Regions from separate parts of the Mus musculus genome. Here all the other regions are linked to region 1. Evidence: chromatin loops called from intact Hi-C (ENCODE). Cell type or tissue: gastrocnemius. All regions are shown on one strand.

Region 1 (5,000 bases):
TCAGCTGACACTGGGCCCTTGGGCCATTATTCTCCTGACATTTTGGAAAAGTGTCTTTGAGACTGCTCACGTTTCTGTGAATGTGTGTTCTTTTTGTTTCAGTTTGCTTCAGTTGTAGGGGCGAGGGGAGGAGCTGTACCATGCTCACCGCCACCTGACAACCCTCTGGTCTCCATGGCTCCTGTCCACTGACTGTATCAAGAGGAAGTGCTCTGTAAATTGCTAGCGGGACCTGTGCAACAAGTATCCATCAAAGAACAGCCAGAGGCTCGGATAAGGAGGAGCATCGTCAGGGTAAGGCTAAGGATGGGGTGATCTCTTCACTGCCTGCTGTCATCATGAAAAGCTATGCTTCAATGTGACAAATGCTTGGGAGAGGGAATTAGATAGATCCTCTGAAGTCCGCTTAGTTGAAAAGTCTCACTATGTGAATATCGGTGGGCTGACCACACGGTGCTGGGGTGAAGTGGGTGATGGAACAATTCTATTTAAAGGATGATCTTCAAATACTTCTAATCCACTAGACCTCTTGCTTCTTTTTTATAAATCCTAGGGAGAGTCGTACTTAAGGCCCTGATCTTTCAATTTTCTGACCCCATATCCAATTACTATGTCTCACATATTCTACCTGAGAGATATCTCCAAGTCCCTCACTCTTCTAGAACCTTCTCAGTACCTCTAACAGCTCCCTTGAAGCAGTGTCCCTACTTCAGATGATTCCTTCTTCCTCAGCGGAGGAGGTACCAGTTCTGTCTTTACATCTCATCCTGTCTTTGTGACGGAATATCGGTTGTCCATCTCGCCTGTGCCTGCCTTTCCACCCCATACACTGCGCTATTCAATGATTTCTGGTTCCTTGAGGCTATGTACTGCTAGATGAAGACACTGACTCCTTTCAGATCACCACCAAGCTATCAGCTCCCAGAAAGTCTACCTACCTGGGGAAGGGCTGGGGCTCTGTCTGTGTCGGAGCCTGGTTGGTCATGCTGAAGGCTCTGATACTCTTTCATCTTCTGTCTCTCAATGAATAAGTGCTTCTCAATGGGTTCCTTCGTGCCAGGCTCTGTCTTCTCTGCTAAAATGAATGGCTCTATTTCAAGCCTTCTACTGACATCCCAGTTTCTAATGAGTTGAGTAAAATCTGCAGCTGTAGGCAAGACTCTCTCAGTCAGGGTTCGTTGTCCAGCGCCCTAACTTTCCAACCACTTATGCAAACATCAATCCCCAAAGCTCATACAATAGCCCACACTGTTTGGCCTGTTCTTCAAATCTTGCTCCTATTCCATCGTGCTCCATTGTCTGCTGGGCTTGCCATCCACGGTTCTAATGCCTCACTTCAAAGCCTTTCCTAACTTCCAGAAAGAGTAGGGCTATTGTTCTTCACATTGTCATAAGCATCTATTAATAGTACCCAGGGCTGGGAGTGTAGTTCAGTGGTAGATCACTGGTCTAGCAAATGTGAGGACTGGGTTTGGTCCTCAACACTTTAGGCAGAACAGAACAGATCAGAACAAACAAACAAACAAACAAAATAAAGCTTGCCTTTTACTTCTCCCTTCTCTTTAAAATCTGTATTTATTTTGTTCAAATGTATACTGGAAGAGTTGTGGTTTCCTAAGCTCCGGGGATAGAGAGAGAAACTTATTAATTTGGTGTGTATATGAAGGCCAGAGGAGTCAGTTCTCTTCTTTCACCATGTCAGTCTAGGCTCTCAAACTCGGGTCACCACTGTACCGTGGAGCACCTTTAACAACTGAGCCTGAATCACTAGCATGAGTTAACAGATTACAAATGGAGCAGAGCCTCATTCAACCTATGGACAGTCTGAGCAGAACACAAAAGCTGGGGAAGGGAGCATTCTCTGTCTCTCTCTGTCTCTCTGTTTCTCACCCCCCGTCTCTGTCTCCCTGTCTGTCTCTCCCCCTCCCTCTCCCTCCTCCCTACCTCTCCCTCTCCTCTCTCTCTCCCTCCCCTTTTCCCTTTCCCTCGGCCTCTTTGAAATCAGCTGGGAAATCAGTCTCTGAATATTGATGAGAATAGACAATAACAGCTGGGCCAGAAGCACACCGTCGGTTCTCCAGGGTTTCCAGTTTGCCTCCTGTGTACATTAGGATTTAGCCTCTGTAAGTACAACACACACACACACACACACACACACACACACACACACACACACATTTATGGAGAGAAAGAGACACAAATAAATAACCTATCTCTTTACCGTGTGTGTATTTTCATATTATTCCTGGAACATACACTCAATGTATCTTGAACATGTCAATACTAATTTATCTGTATATAGCATATATATCTTGAATGTATGCCAATATCATATAAGTCTATCAGTCTATCTTCCATCCCTCTGTCCATTTCCTCTTGTTTTCCCTATCCGTGGAACTCTGAATACTGCATACACCCGGGAAAATCTTTGAGAACATGACATTTATGCTGAGCTCTGAAGATTATAATAAAAAAAGGAGCCAGAAAAATAATTCTAGCAAAATGGGAATGTGACAATAAAGCCGGAGGCGGGAAGAACCAGCGCACAGGCAATTATCGGGAAACTAGACTAGAGAGGGAAGCAGAGCCCAGGCAAGGAAGGAGCTTGAAGCCTGCTCCTGAAAGTGTCAAAAAGCTGAACACCCGGCTTTCAGTAAATGTCTGTTTGACAAAATGAGTTCCTGGTAAGTAATTTCCAAAACAGCGAGAGCAGTCCTCAGACTCTGGAACAAACACACGACTGTTTTTATCCCCATTCTTTGATGGTTTTCACAGAGGTGAGCGTGCTGGAAGGGGAGGAAGCTGATAAAAGCTGGCCGCATCCTCTCAGACCATTGGAGGACAGGAAGATGGGAGAGCAGCCTTCCGCCTCGCCAGGCGTTCCCTAACATTTTATCAGTTTGGCGGGTTTTGTCTGCATTTTGCAGAACATGCAGGCAGTGGTGATGATCCCTTTTATCTAATATCCTCAGCAGAGGTCACAGGCTTAACAGGAACCGGGAAACTCCTCCCGGCAAGCCAGTCCCGGCTCTGCACAAGAGCGCCCTCTTCTGTGCAGTCACAGACTGGCCCTCGGAGGAAGGTTGAAAGGACCCGTCAGGCAGGCCAGGGGCCCCAGTGAGCCCACAATCTGGTAGTCAGAGGAGTTAAAGGGCGTCCTTATGGACCGCCTTTACCCCACGGAGGTGCGCACATTCAGGATCCTTCTAGAATTAGCCATGAGAGTGAAAGGGGTGAAGAGATTGAGTTCAGGCCACTTCCTGAAAAGAGAAAGGAAGCGCTTTCCAGCTGGGGAGAATCTACTTCCTGGTTCAACAGGAGAAATGGAAAAGGATGGATACCCAGATACAGTCCTGTCAGAATCCATGGTCAGAGGGATGCACAGAAGTGAACAAGGAGGGGTAGGCCGACATGTGCCCTGTGCCGACAGAGATGGGGGAGGTCAGCATGTCTGCAGCCAGCCCTGGAGTCACATAGATGAGGAAACTGGACCTCTGGGACAATTCAACACCTGCTGCCTGCAGTGTTTCTTGCCTTCTCACTCCTGTGAACCCCTCTCTGCTCCCCAAAGACTTTCACCTCCACTTTCACATCATCAGTACATATATGGTTCTATGTGCCTGCCACACGAAGAACCCACATATGGAAGAAAACGTGTGTTGTTTGGTCTAGAACACACCATCAGATCCTCAAAATAATCATGCCAATCAAATAGGCTAGATATATACTCCCAGTGTGTTCAAAGAACTGAAGCCCAGAGACGCGAGCGATTTCTCCGCAGACACACAGCAAATACAAGAACTAAGAGAAGCACGTTGTTAAGGAAATGCACGTGTCATCCTGTTAGAGACAAATCTGAGCAGCAGGAGGGAGCCAATGGTCATTATAGATGTTGCTGAGGGGACAATGCAGATTTTAGTGACTGTTAAGGCTTGGGTTTGGAAGGCTCACAGTCACTTCCGTTACTGTTCAGGTCTTTAAGCTAAGACAACAGTGTGAGTGTGGGTCTGGAGAGGTCAGATCTCACTGTCATTCCTCTGATGTCATACACCTGGTTTTGAGACATCTCACTGGCCTGGAACTTATCAGGGAGGTAAGGTTGGCTGGTGCTGGAAACCTGTGGTTCTGCCTGCTTCCACCTTCCCAAACCCCAGGGTCTGCCTGTCTCTATCTCCTCAATCCCCAGGACTCTGCCTGTCTCCTCTCCAGCAGACATCGCAGGCAGACACCACCATGCCTGGCTTTTTATATGGGCTCTGAGGGGTTGAACTTAATCCTCATGCTTATAAGGCAAGCAAGCCCTTTACTGACATCGCGGTTGGCTGCTGCACCAGCTCAGTCAGAGCACCTACACTGCACGGTTGCAAAGGCCTTTGACTCTTCCCAGAGTGTCACAGCCAGTGGGATTGCTCGGGATAAGCAGAAGGCAGAGAAAGAAACACCGAGGAAGAGCGCTTCAATTCTCCTTCCTTCCCGAGTTTCCCTTGTCCTCACCCTTGAGGGTAGCAGACCCCTGACTTTTATTTCCTCTGTTTCACTTCTGACTGCATAGACATGTCTTTGGAGATTGATCCCTCCCCGCTCCTTTCCCCACAACAGAAAAAAGACACACTCAGCCTCCCTCCCATCCCGATAGCTTCGCACTCAACCCTAATCCACAGTCTGAGGTGACTCTTGTGCCGAGCCCATTTGGGAGGACACAGCTCTGCCCTTGCCACCCTATTGCATGCAGAGTCCATTCTATGCACAGAGCCCACCAGCACGTGGAGGCTGGGGCTGAGGCACATTCTGGACTCCTGTTTCCAGGTGATTTTTCAGCTCCCTATCAGGACTTAGCAGCCCTGACTTCCCTGATGGGAGAAGACTAATTAAAATGACAAACCCAAAATTGATTTATTACCATTGGGATGAAAACAATAAACAAAACCTGACATTGCTAATGGGTTCTTTCTCTCTGTCTCTCTTTCTCATCTCTCTGTGTGTCTATCTTCCCCCCATCC
Region 2 (5,000 bases), 63 kb before region 1:
ACCCTCTTTCTTCTGCTATGCCTTGCTTCCTATAAAAGAGGAAAGAATGTGAGCAAAGGAAAAGGCACAAAGGAGGGCTGAACCTTAACTGGTTGGGTGAAGAGTTGATTTGCTGGTAAGGCCAAGTTGCTTTGCAGTCTTCTACATACTATAGTATTTGTGCAATGCCATTTTACAAAGTGCTATAAGTTTGTTTGTTGACATTGTTTATTATATATGTTTCTAATGATGTATGCACTGAGAGTATGAACTTGACTCTTGAACATGCAAGCCTTCTCTTCTCACCACCTCGGCTCTTCTCTCTTTGTTCATCTTCCTTCCCTCCCTCCCTCCCTGACCCCTGTCTCCCTGCTTTCCTCTCTTCCTCCCTTCTGTCTTCCTTCCTTCTCCTGTCACTTGCTGTCCTTCTCTTTCTCCAGTCCTCCTCTTTCTCACCTTTTTTTTCTAACCTTAAAACAATAATATAAATCAGATTTGGCAGCAGCAGCTTAAAAAAAACTTTCACAGTGACAATGGAGGCATTCTAGTTGTTAAACTTTCAGCAGCCAGGCGTTGTGGTGCACACCTTTAATCCCAGCACTCGGTAGGCAGAGGCAGGTGGATTTCTAAGTTCGAGGCTAGCCTGGTCTACAAAGTGAGTTCCAGGACAGCCAGGGCTACACAGAGAAACCCTGTCTCTAAAAACCAAACCAAACCAAACCAAACCAAAATGAAACAAAACAAAACCAAAAAAAAAAAAAAATTAAGCAACACCTAAGTTTGAGGGGTGAAGGTTCCAGGAATCTCTCTAGCCTTCTCTGCTCCTCCTCTGTCTAGCCTGTACCTGTCAGGTTTGCACATCATTTTAAATCTTCCATGTGTACTGCACATAAATGCGTGTATGGTTATGCATTCATTGCATGGTTGTCAACTTTTATTTTAAATAACAAACTGGAAAACCTTTTTCCTTCCTGGAAAGCAGTTGTAAGTACTGCCACGAGAAGTCAGAGTTTGAGTCTGAGCTGCTGGGCAAGAGCATGCAGCATGGGTGTCCTTGTCTGAAGGCCACGGGTCACAGTGATCTTCATATAGCCCTAGCCCCAACCCAGGTGACCTCATGTGCCCACAAGTACAGTAACAGCACAGGCAGGCCGGTGGTAGCTGCTGGCTGAGCCTGCTGCTGACAGGTGCAAGGGCCATGTATCACATGAGTCCACTAAAAATAGGTCTGAGAAAAGGAAGGGTCCCAAGCCCAGCTTATAATAGATGCTCACCTTGTGAACACTCACTGTCAGCAACAGAATTTCAACACAGTAACTCCCATGCCCACACTGACAGCTGTGTTAAGCTCCTTGAAGAATCAGTTAGTTTTGGTCAGAATAATAAATTTGCACTATCTCAAAGAGTGTTAATATGGAGTTTTTTTTTCCAAAGGGGGGAAGGAGAGGGGACAGACCCATCTGGCTGGAGGAGAGCTGTCTTTTTCAGTAGTCCCAGGCGAGTGTCTCCTGTCAGCCTTTGTTACGTGTGACCTTGTGATTATTTGGGAAACTCCTAGAAACATTAGGATTTCAGTCTGTCCTTGAGAAAATAAAACATTGTCCCCTTCCTGGGTTCCATTTTCATGATGAAAGAGGAACACTCTTCTGCAGGAGTTGATTTATCAGAATGAATTTCAAAACCAGAGTCATTAAACGAATTTTTTTTTTTCATTTCCTACCCAGGCTGGAATGAGTCGCTCACATTGATGTAATCAGAGAATCCAGGAGCAGGGAGCAGTCGATGGAGCTGGGACTGTCCTGTCCCCAAGGATGGTGGCAGCTTGAGAAAGTTCTACTGTGCTCTGTCCTAGTGTGCGGGGGCAGGCCTTACACAGTGGGAGCCTATAAGTGGTGCTATCCCTTGGACACATTCCAAATCATTTCCCCGCTTTGATAACCCAGTTTGGAACTGGCACACTGCTAAGACGGCTTTTTTTTTTTTTTTTTTTTTTTTTTGCTAAAGACCCAAGAGGATCAGGCAGTCTGATGCCTGGCTATCATTTGGAATTACAGACGATAGAATGTCAATATCAAAATAGTGTCACCTTAATCATTCCAAGAGACTTCTGCCCAAGAGACTTCTGCTTTAGTCTTTAGGCTAGTTATTTTTCTACAAAAGGGTCTGCTTGTTTTGGGGGAGGGGGTGGTGTTCATCTATTTCTGCATCTTGGAATGTGTGTTTGTGTGTGTGTGTTCAGGTGCATGTGTAAGCACGTTCATTCAGAGAACAGAGGATAACCTTGGGCGTTATTACTCAGATAGCTGCCTATCTTATTTTGGTTTTTTTTGCTTTTTTTGTTTTTTGTTTTTTGTTTTTACATGAAATCTCTCATCAATTAGGCAAGGCTGGCTGGGCAGCAGGCCCGAGGAGTCTACTGTCTCCACCTCCCCAGCTCCATGATTACAAGTGTATGTGCACCACCACTCTTGGCATATGGAAGTGGGCTGTAGGGACTAATCTCGAATATCTGTGCCTTTGACAAAACTCTGCAGCTGGGAATTTGATTATTTTCTTCTTAAAGGTAGGATGTTGTCATGGTACCCAGGCTTGCCTGGAATACAGGCTCAAGGGATCCTCCTTCAGTAGCCTGATGAAACTGGGATGATGGCAGGGATTATCAGAGCACAGGATACTTTTTGTAAGACTGGTTTGCCTAAAGGACAAGGGATCATAACAATTAAACATGAACTATTTGTATAGGAGTAGAAGACACCGGAATCACGTAAGAGCGACAAATTTTAGGCCACAGTGTAAATTATCCATGAAAACTTGCTCAATAATTCAGATCCACTTTTGAACTCTACTTCATTGTAATTCTGCATTTCAATTTGTTACTTACATTGTCTTGTAGTTTTTTTCTTAGTTATATAATTTTATGCTTCACCCTCCCTCCACAAATTGGATGTATAAGTCTCTTAACAGAAGTCACTACAAATTCTGCCTTGGATACTTCTGTGGGGTCTTTAGTAGATTTTTCTGGTTATGTTGGCCAATGTTGACTTCATATGTTGAATGTAGGCACATGCACTCTCTTCTCACCTCAGCAGGACCCTTCTCACACTCTGGTGGCCTCTGTGTCACACATGCCCTTCCCACAGGGAGGCAGAGCTGGCAGGCAGAGCCCTGGGAGCTATCTCTACTTCATACTGTCTCTGACCTGTGCCTCCAGACTTTCCACTCTACCTTCCAAGTCACAGTCAGTTCCTGCAGAGGGGAATCCCCCTTGCTGAATGCCAGTGGACCTGGGTGCACATTTCTGGGTGCCACATTCACTACACAACCATCTGCACACAGCACACAGGTGCTGGGAACATCTGGGATGCCTGTGGATCAAACCTGCTGGATCGTGTGCCCAATCTCGCTCATGTGCCCCCCTCATGGGGACACAACAGTGAACTAGAGCTATTTTTTACTAATAGACTGTCAAGAGGTCTACGCATATAGATCACAAGTACCCTGCTCTCTGTTCTTGCCAATACATTTGTAGAGTGATTGGAATGGAAGCAAGAGCCAAATAAAGGTTGGGGGAGGGGAAGAGACAAATGCCATGGTGTAGGTCAGGAGCTGGGACTATTTCTGAAACAAGTAACAGCTCTGGGCGTCCTCAGAATACTCTCTGTGGGTCTCATGCCTCTGTCTGCCTCTGTGGCACGGAAGAGGACAGCTACTTTTAATAACTTCTTTAGAAAACACGGGAGATAGCTCAAAGGATACTCAACTGTACAAAAAGACGTTAAAACAATTACAGAAAAACATGTATCTAACACGCAGGGGAACTGGTTTGAGGATGAGAACATTGGTTATCCATTGCATTTTTGTGATTTTTGGAATGTTATAGGAAATTGCATTTGTATCATGGCATTGAATCAAAATAAGCTTGAACTACAGAAAGATTGCTCTTGTTTTATATAAACTGAAGCATAGAAAGGAGAAGTTGCCGCTTGGGGCTACAGAGAACGCTCACAGCAGGGACAGTCAGCCCCAGCAGAGGAAGTGGTGCCGCTTTTCCTGAGATGTTTTGTTCTGTGAAAGTTTGAATGTATTTTTAATTGAATCAGAATTCGTTATTTCTCATTAAAACCTTTTTTTTCTTTGTTGGTGAAGTACTTGCCACACAGCATGAGGACCTGTGTTTCATCCTCACAACGTTGCCACATAAAAGTCCCCGAGGATGGGGAGGCATGGGGTGGCCTGCTTGTAACCTGTAGGAGTGGATAGACCCTTTCCCACTGGTCACCTTCTTCTAGCCTGCTTGTCGAGCTTCCCATCAGTGAGACCTGATCTCAAAATGGAGGTGGATGGTGCCTGAGGGAATGAGTCCAGAGGTTGTTCTCTGTTCTCTACATGCTTGGATAGCTTCACATACAGGGAAGCACACACACACACAGAGACACAGACACACAGACACACACAGACACACAGACACAGACACACACGCACAGACACACACACACAGACACACACACAGACACACACAGACACACACACAGACACAGACACACAGACACACACACAGACACATACACACACAGATACACACACACACACACACACAGACATTTATTCACAGATTGTTTTTCTCCTATGAGTGAATGGAAAAATGCAGTGTCTCTTCCTCTCCCTATCCCTGATGGTTAAGTCAGCTTGTGACGAGTTTCAAAATAGGGAAGAAAGTCTCATTAGCACAAGTGCACAATGTACTGTGTGTGTGTGTGTGTGTGTGTGTGTGTGTGTGTGTGTGTGTGTGTGTGCAGGAGAGGACCAGAGGAAGATGTTGGTGTCCTGCTCTTGGCTGTGGTTCTCAAAACACTTTACTGAAGTCAGGTATATGTAGTGTGGCCTGTATCATGCCACAGAAATCTGGGACTTTGTTAGTTGCTGTGGTATATCTTAATCTAACTGATTAAGGATAATGAAAATGAATTTTACATTTCCAGAGCATGCTAGAATCAAAAGTTTTTGTTTGATAAAACCTTCAT
Region 3 (5,000 bases), 380 kb before region 1:
TTAACCACATAAGAGTTGAGTTCCCTTTTTCTGATCTTAGCATCTATCTAAGCCTTGTGCCTTTACTTCAACTAAGATTAATCTACCAGAATAATTTATTGTGAGATCTGAGACAAAATGCTGACCAAGATAATCTAGACCAGTGGTTTTCAACCTGTGGGTTATGACCCCTTTGGAGTCAAATGACCCTTTTACATGGGATCACCTAAGACCATGAGAAAATATAGAGATTTATTTTGCAGTTCATAACAGTAGCAAAATTACAGTTATGAAGTAGCAATGGAGATAATTTTATGGCTTAGGGGTCACCACATGAGGTTGCAGCATTAAGAAAGTTGAGAATCACTGACCTAGACCAACATCCCAAGTTCTTGCCACACAGGCAGTGAGGAACGAGGAGAAAACATGGAAATCCCAGACATTTTACCTGCTGTCAAAGTCTTAGGTGAGACCCCAGTCTCTACCAAGACTCTGTATAATGTATTTTTCAAATCTAAATAACAGAGATCATGTGGATACCTCATTAGAAAATGTTGATCCTGAACCCATGGATTTGCTCTACCATCTACCTCTATGCCCCTAGTTCATGGACCACACTTGGAAGAATAAGGCTCAAGAAGCTAGAGAAAAGGCAGTTTTGTTAAATAAATAGCCTCTCCTATTCAGACAATTCTCTACCACCACACAGATGTGCATTCTGCACCCTTCCTCAGTGAGGAGTTGCATTTCGGGAAGGTTGTAACTTTGAGGTGGAAAATCTACACTTAACTAAATATATACTAGTACCTAGCATCTACTATGTGCATTTCAATGGGAGCCAATGGTCATATGGGAGAACTGTCATTTCCCTGCTAAAGTCCAGTTCTTTAGCTAGACCAATCAAGAGGAATAGATGAATGGTTCTCATCAATGAGTAAACGCCCAATGAAACAAGGATGCTAGCCAAGCAGCCCTGCTTCTTGTTTATTTAAACTAATCAACCCCACCTAGCCACCTGCTAAGAATGGCCGATGACTGGGTGGAGACGCTCTGTCTCTATCAGTGTAACTTAAAAATAGTTTGTTTCATAAGTGTAAAAGTTTTTGCCCTGCCCAAAAAAGCTTTCAATTTTTTGGGGGGAGAGGGTGGGGAAGAAAGGGGGAGCTCTTCCCATATTTATGTGTAACACTGAGATAACCAGAACATGAAACAGAGAAATCCAAAAATAAGTTGATTATTTGCCTCTATGCCAAGCAACTTTATTTGGCTTTTATTTATTTATTTTTGTCAAGGATTGGTTTCTTTGTTTTGCTATACTAATATCAACCTCCATGGGCATACAATCTTTATAAAAACAAGGCTCTGGTTTTTGTTGGTTTTAACACACTCCATTTTGACTCACAAGTTTCTTGAGCAGGAGAGGGGAGTATTAAGGAATTATTTGGTCTCCTGGTCTATAAACTGAATTCCATTGAGCTCTGAAGGCTATCCAAAGTGCTCCCCCAGATGCCCAGGTTGCTTGCAGAAAACACTGTAGTGTTGGCATATATTGCAGATAGAAAGAACTTTCTTAAAGTCATGGGCATTTTTATTCAAAGAATAAAAAAATTAACATATTTTTGAATGATTAAAAATGTAACTCTTTCCTTAACATATAAAACAAAATAAAACCACACAAACCCCATTTTTTTCCTAGTTTGAATCTAAACAGTGTAAAATTCACATAGTCAGTGGCTCCTTTGAGCAGAAGTAAAATAACTTGGGTCACCTGCCTCAGAGCTCCTCTCCATGATAACACCTGTGGCTGAGCAAAGGCTTTACCCAGGTTGCCTCCAGGGGCTCCCCTAACCCCTGTCAAGGCTGAGGAAGGAGCCACATTTCTTACCACCACCACTCCAACCCCAGTCTTGTCTTGATGCTACTCAGAACTCTGTAGCTCTGAGGACCCACCTATGCAGGAAACTTCAAAATAAAAGTTTCCACAAAAATCTGAAAGGAATAAATTCAATTATAAAGCAAACAGTTATTGAGATTAGTCCTATTTTTTCCATATGACTAAATGCAACTTTTGGCTGTGATGTGTGTGGGTCAGCAAGGTTGTTGTAATGTGGCAGGCTGGGGGCCAGGGGGAGCTCTTTCTGAGCATCTCCAGAGCTCCGAATTCTAAGCTTTTCTCTCTTCAAATGAGAATCTGTTAACGGTTTGCAGAAAACTGGAAACATTCTGCGTATTTAGATCCTCAAAAATGTCACAATAGAAGCATTTTGCTTTCCTAAAATATGTGTATTACTATTATTCATTGTTATGGGGGTGTCTCTGTTGTGTGGGAGCATACACATGTGAGTGCTGGTGACTGTGGAAGCCAGAAGGGGGCTATGAATCTCCTAGAGATGGAGTTACAGGCTGTTGTGAGCTGCTTGACATGGGTCCTGGGAAATGAACTCAGAACCTCCGCAGGAGCAGTAAGTTCCCCTGACCTCCTAGCTACCTCTCCAGCCTCAGCAGTATTATTCAGTGATATGACAATTACACCACACAGAGTCTTGTTGAAATTTCTCAGTGACTCTGAGGTAGACATCAAGAGCACTATTTCACTCTTGAGGAAACTGGTATGAGTCTTCTGAAATCATCACCAAAGAGCTCAACAGCTTGAACTCCAAGCTGGACTTCTCTCCAGTTTGCAATGGAAATTGCAGACAGCAGTTGGTTTTAGTCTTCTTTGTCTGTGAAAGGCTATTGTGGCACTCTTGAAGTAGTTTCAGCAGTAACATTGAGAGAACTGAAGTGTGTTTTGGTTGAGCTCTTGGCCGGGTACACTGTTCTTATTACCTTGATCTAATTGATCAGTAATTTGTACTGGGCCTGCTATAATCATGTATATTTTATGAGGAAAGCTAATTAAATTGCTTTTTTTAAAAAAAGTGGCACAGCATTCATCAAGGATTTGATTAGTAAGTACACTAAATAAATTACTACAGATGGTTTATTTAAAATGTGAAAAATAACAGCTCTGAAAAATATCGTTCAGCTAATAAAATGTTTATGGTGGCTACTTTTTAGCGAAAGGAGTTTCTACATGAACAGTTCCCAGCATGCTTTAATGATATGGAACTATTCCACGTGGAGAATTGTGGAATTTTCTCAACAACTCTTCAAGGTAGATGTTAACAGCACTGTTTTATTCATGAAGAAACGGGCGTGAGTCTTCTGAGATAACACCTTGAAAGAGCACAAGAGGCTGTTTAGACTCCAAACTGGACTTCTCTCCCTCCATTATTGCTTCCCTGTTTCCTATTGGGCATCAGTGTACCAATCATCAAACGGCCCCTCTAGAAATATGGACTTTTTCCAAGTGAAGGACTAAGTGGGGATTTGGGGTTGGATATTTTCTATCTGTAGCACTTCCAATGCCAGATGACAACTATTGGTCAGGTTTTTTGCTAGTCTTTGAGGGTGAAGGTAGTAGAAACCTAACCCACTAAGAAATACTCAGCTCTCGGTTTCTCTTTAAAAAAATTTAAAAATCAATAATTTTTTTAAATTTTTTTATTTCTTATGTGTATATCTCATAATATATCTGTGCACCATGTGCATGTCCAGCCAGAAGAGGGCATCAGATCCCTTGTAACTAAAGTTATAGACAGCTGTAAGCTGCTGTCTGGATGCTGAGAACCAAACCGAGGTCCTCTGCAAGAATATCCAATACTCTTAACCATTGATCTATCTGCTCAGCTTCTCCACTTTCTTTATTCAAGGATGAACAAACACACAGACAACAGTGTTAAACCAATGAAGAAGAAGAAAAGCTCAAGAGGCCACTGTCTTAGGAAGAAGCATATACAAAAAAAAAAAAAGTTAACATGGTATTTTATATGCATTCTCAAAAAAAAAAAAACATGAGAAATTTGCAAAACAGGCAATGAGAGGTAAGATGGAGACAACTCTTTGGAATGTTAGCAGGAAGCCAGTAAAATAGGACAGAGACAGGAAGAAAATTCAAGGAACATGAAGGTGCAGTGGAAGAAGAAAATTTTACTTTAAATGTTAATTCTCTTCTCCTCCCCACTTCTCCTCCTCCCCCTCCCTCTCCCCTTTCTCCTCCTCCTCCCTCCTCCTTCTCCTCCTCCTCCTCCTCCTTCTTCTTCTTGATTAGTTCTCTCCTTCTCCTCTTATTCTTCTTTCTTTTTTCCCTTTTTTTCTTTCTTCAGTGCTGGAGATTGAACCATGGTGAACCAAGATGAACCAAGATGAACCAAGCTTTGCCCATGGTAGGCAAGCCATGTACCACTGAGTCACATTTTCAGCCAGCAGGGTAGAAATTAAATAAAGTTAATTCAGCAATGTACATGACAAATGATACCTTTATATGGAAACAAAAGAAGTAGAATTAAAAGTGATGGAGAAAAGGTTGAAACTGAGGGCAAAGACTGAATGGTAGACACTTAGAAGAAAAATATCTTGAGCAAAAGGAGGAGCAAGGAATGAGCTATAGAAAAATTCCCTGGTCCAAATCTCCAACCATCACCATCATTATTACCATCATCACTATTATTATCTCCATCACCATCACCAACATCACTGACATCACCATCACCACCACTACCACCACCACCACCACTACAACAACATCACAACCAAGAAACCAGGAGAATTAGGGTTCAAGGGGCTTAGGTAAATTCCTGATAGAATGATACATTGTAAATTTTTTCAAAGAAGGAACTTATGAAGTATACCCTTTAAAAGGAAATTTTACACTTCATGATTCTTCATGAAATGTACATGATGCAGACCTTAAAATTCTTATTTTACAGGGAATTTTTTTTAACATAATAGTTCTATAGTTAGACAAGATAGTGTTTCAAATGCTGGTCATGTTCACAGGCATAAGAAGAGCATGTTCATTAGAAAAGGATTAAAAAGAATACCACCCAAAAGGAAAACAAACAACAGACGTTCCAGAGATGAGTCAAAAGTTCCTACCACATGAAGGATTGATTCAACTATTAAAGGACCCTGGAATA

Evidence for each region. A loop is a pair of places that touch in the nucleus more often than their neighbours do. Peaks named below come from ENCODE experiments on the same cell type or tissue, not always from the same donor. Only the 100,000 strongest peaks of a DNase experiment are listed, where the experiment ranks them.
Region 2: it touches region 1 in a loop (2.6-fold over the local background); 2 of 42 quality-filtered maps call a loop at or near these places.
Region 3: it touches region 1 in a loop (2.0-fold over the local background); 9 of 42 quality-filtered maps call a loop at or near these places.

The regions. Positions count from the first base shown.
Region 1 is chr1:184,232,751-184,237,750 of GRCm38, forward strand. No RefSeq gene overlaps it. Among named protein-coding and RNA genes, the nearest start is that of Gm34177, 94 kb to the right of the region's middle. In gastrocnemius, no CTCF peak of the experiment used is centred here; a DNase peak (open chromatin) is centred at 3,055; H3K4me3 peaks cover 640 bases; H3K27ac peaks cover 773 bases.
Region 2 is chr1:184,169,956-184,174,955 of GRCm38, forward strand. No RefSeq gene overlaps it. Among named protein-coding and RNA genes, the nearest start is that of Dusp10, 140 kb to the left of the region's middle. In gastrocnemius, no CTCF peak of the experiment used is centred here; no DNase peak of the experiment used is centred here; H3K27ac peaks cover 2,707 bases.
Region 3 is chr1:183,852,309-183,857,308 of GRCm38, forward strand. No RefSeq gene overlaps it. Among named protein-coding and RNA genes, the nearest start is that of Gm34130, 82 kb to the right of the region's middle. In gastrocnemius, a CTCF peak has its summit at 2,114; a DNase peak (open chromatin) is centred at 2,100.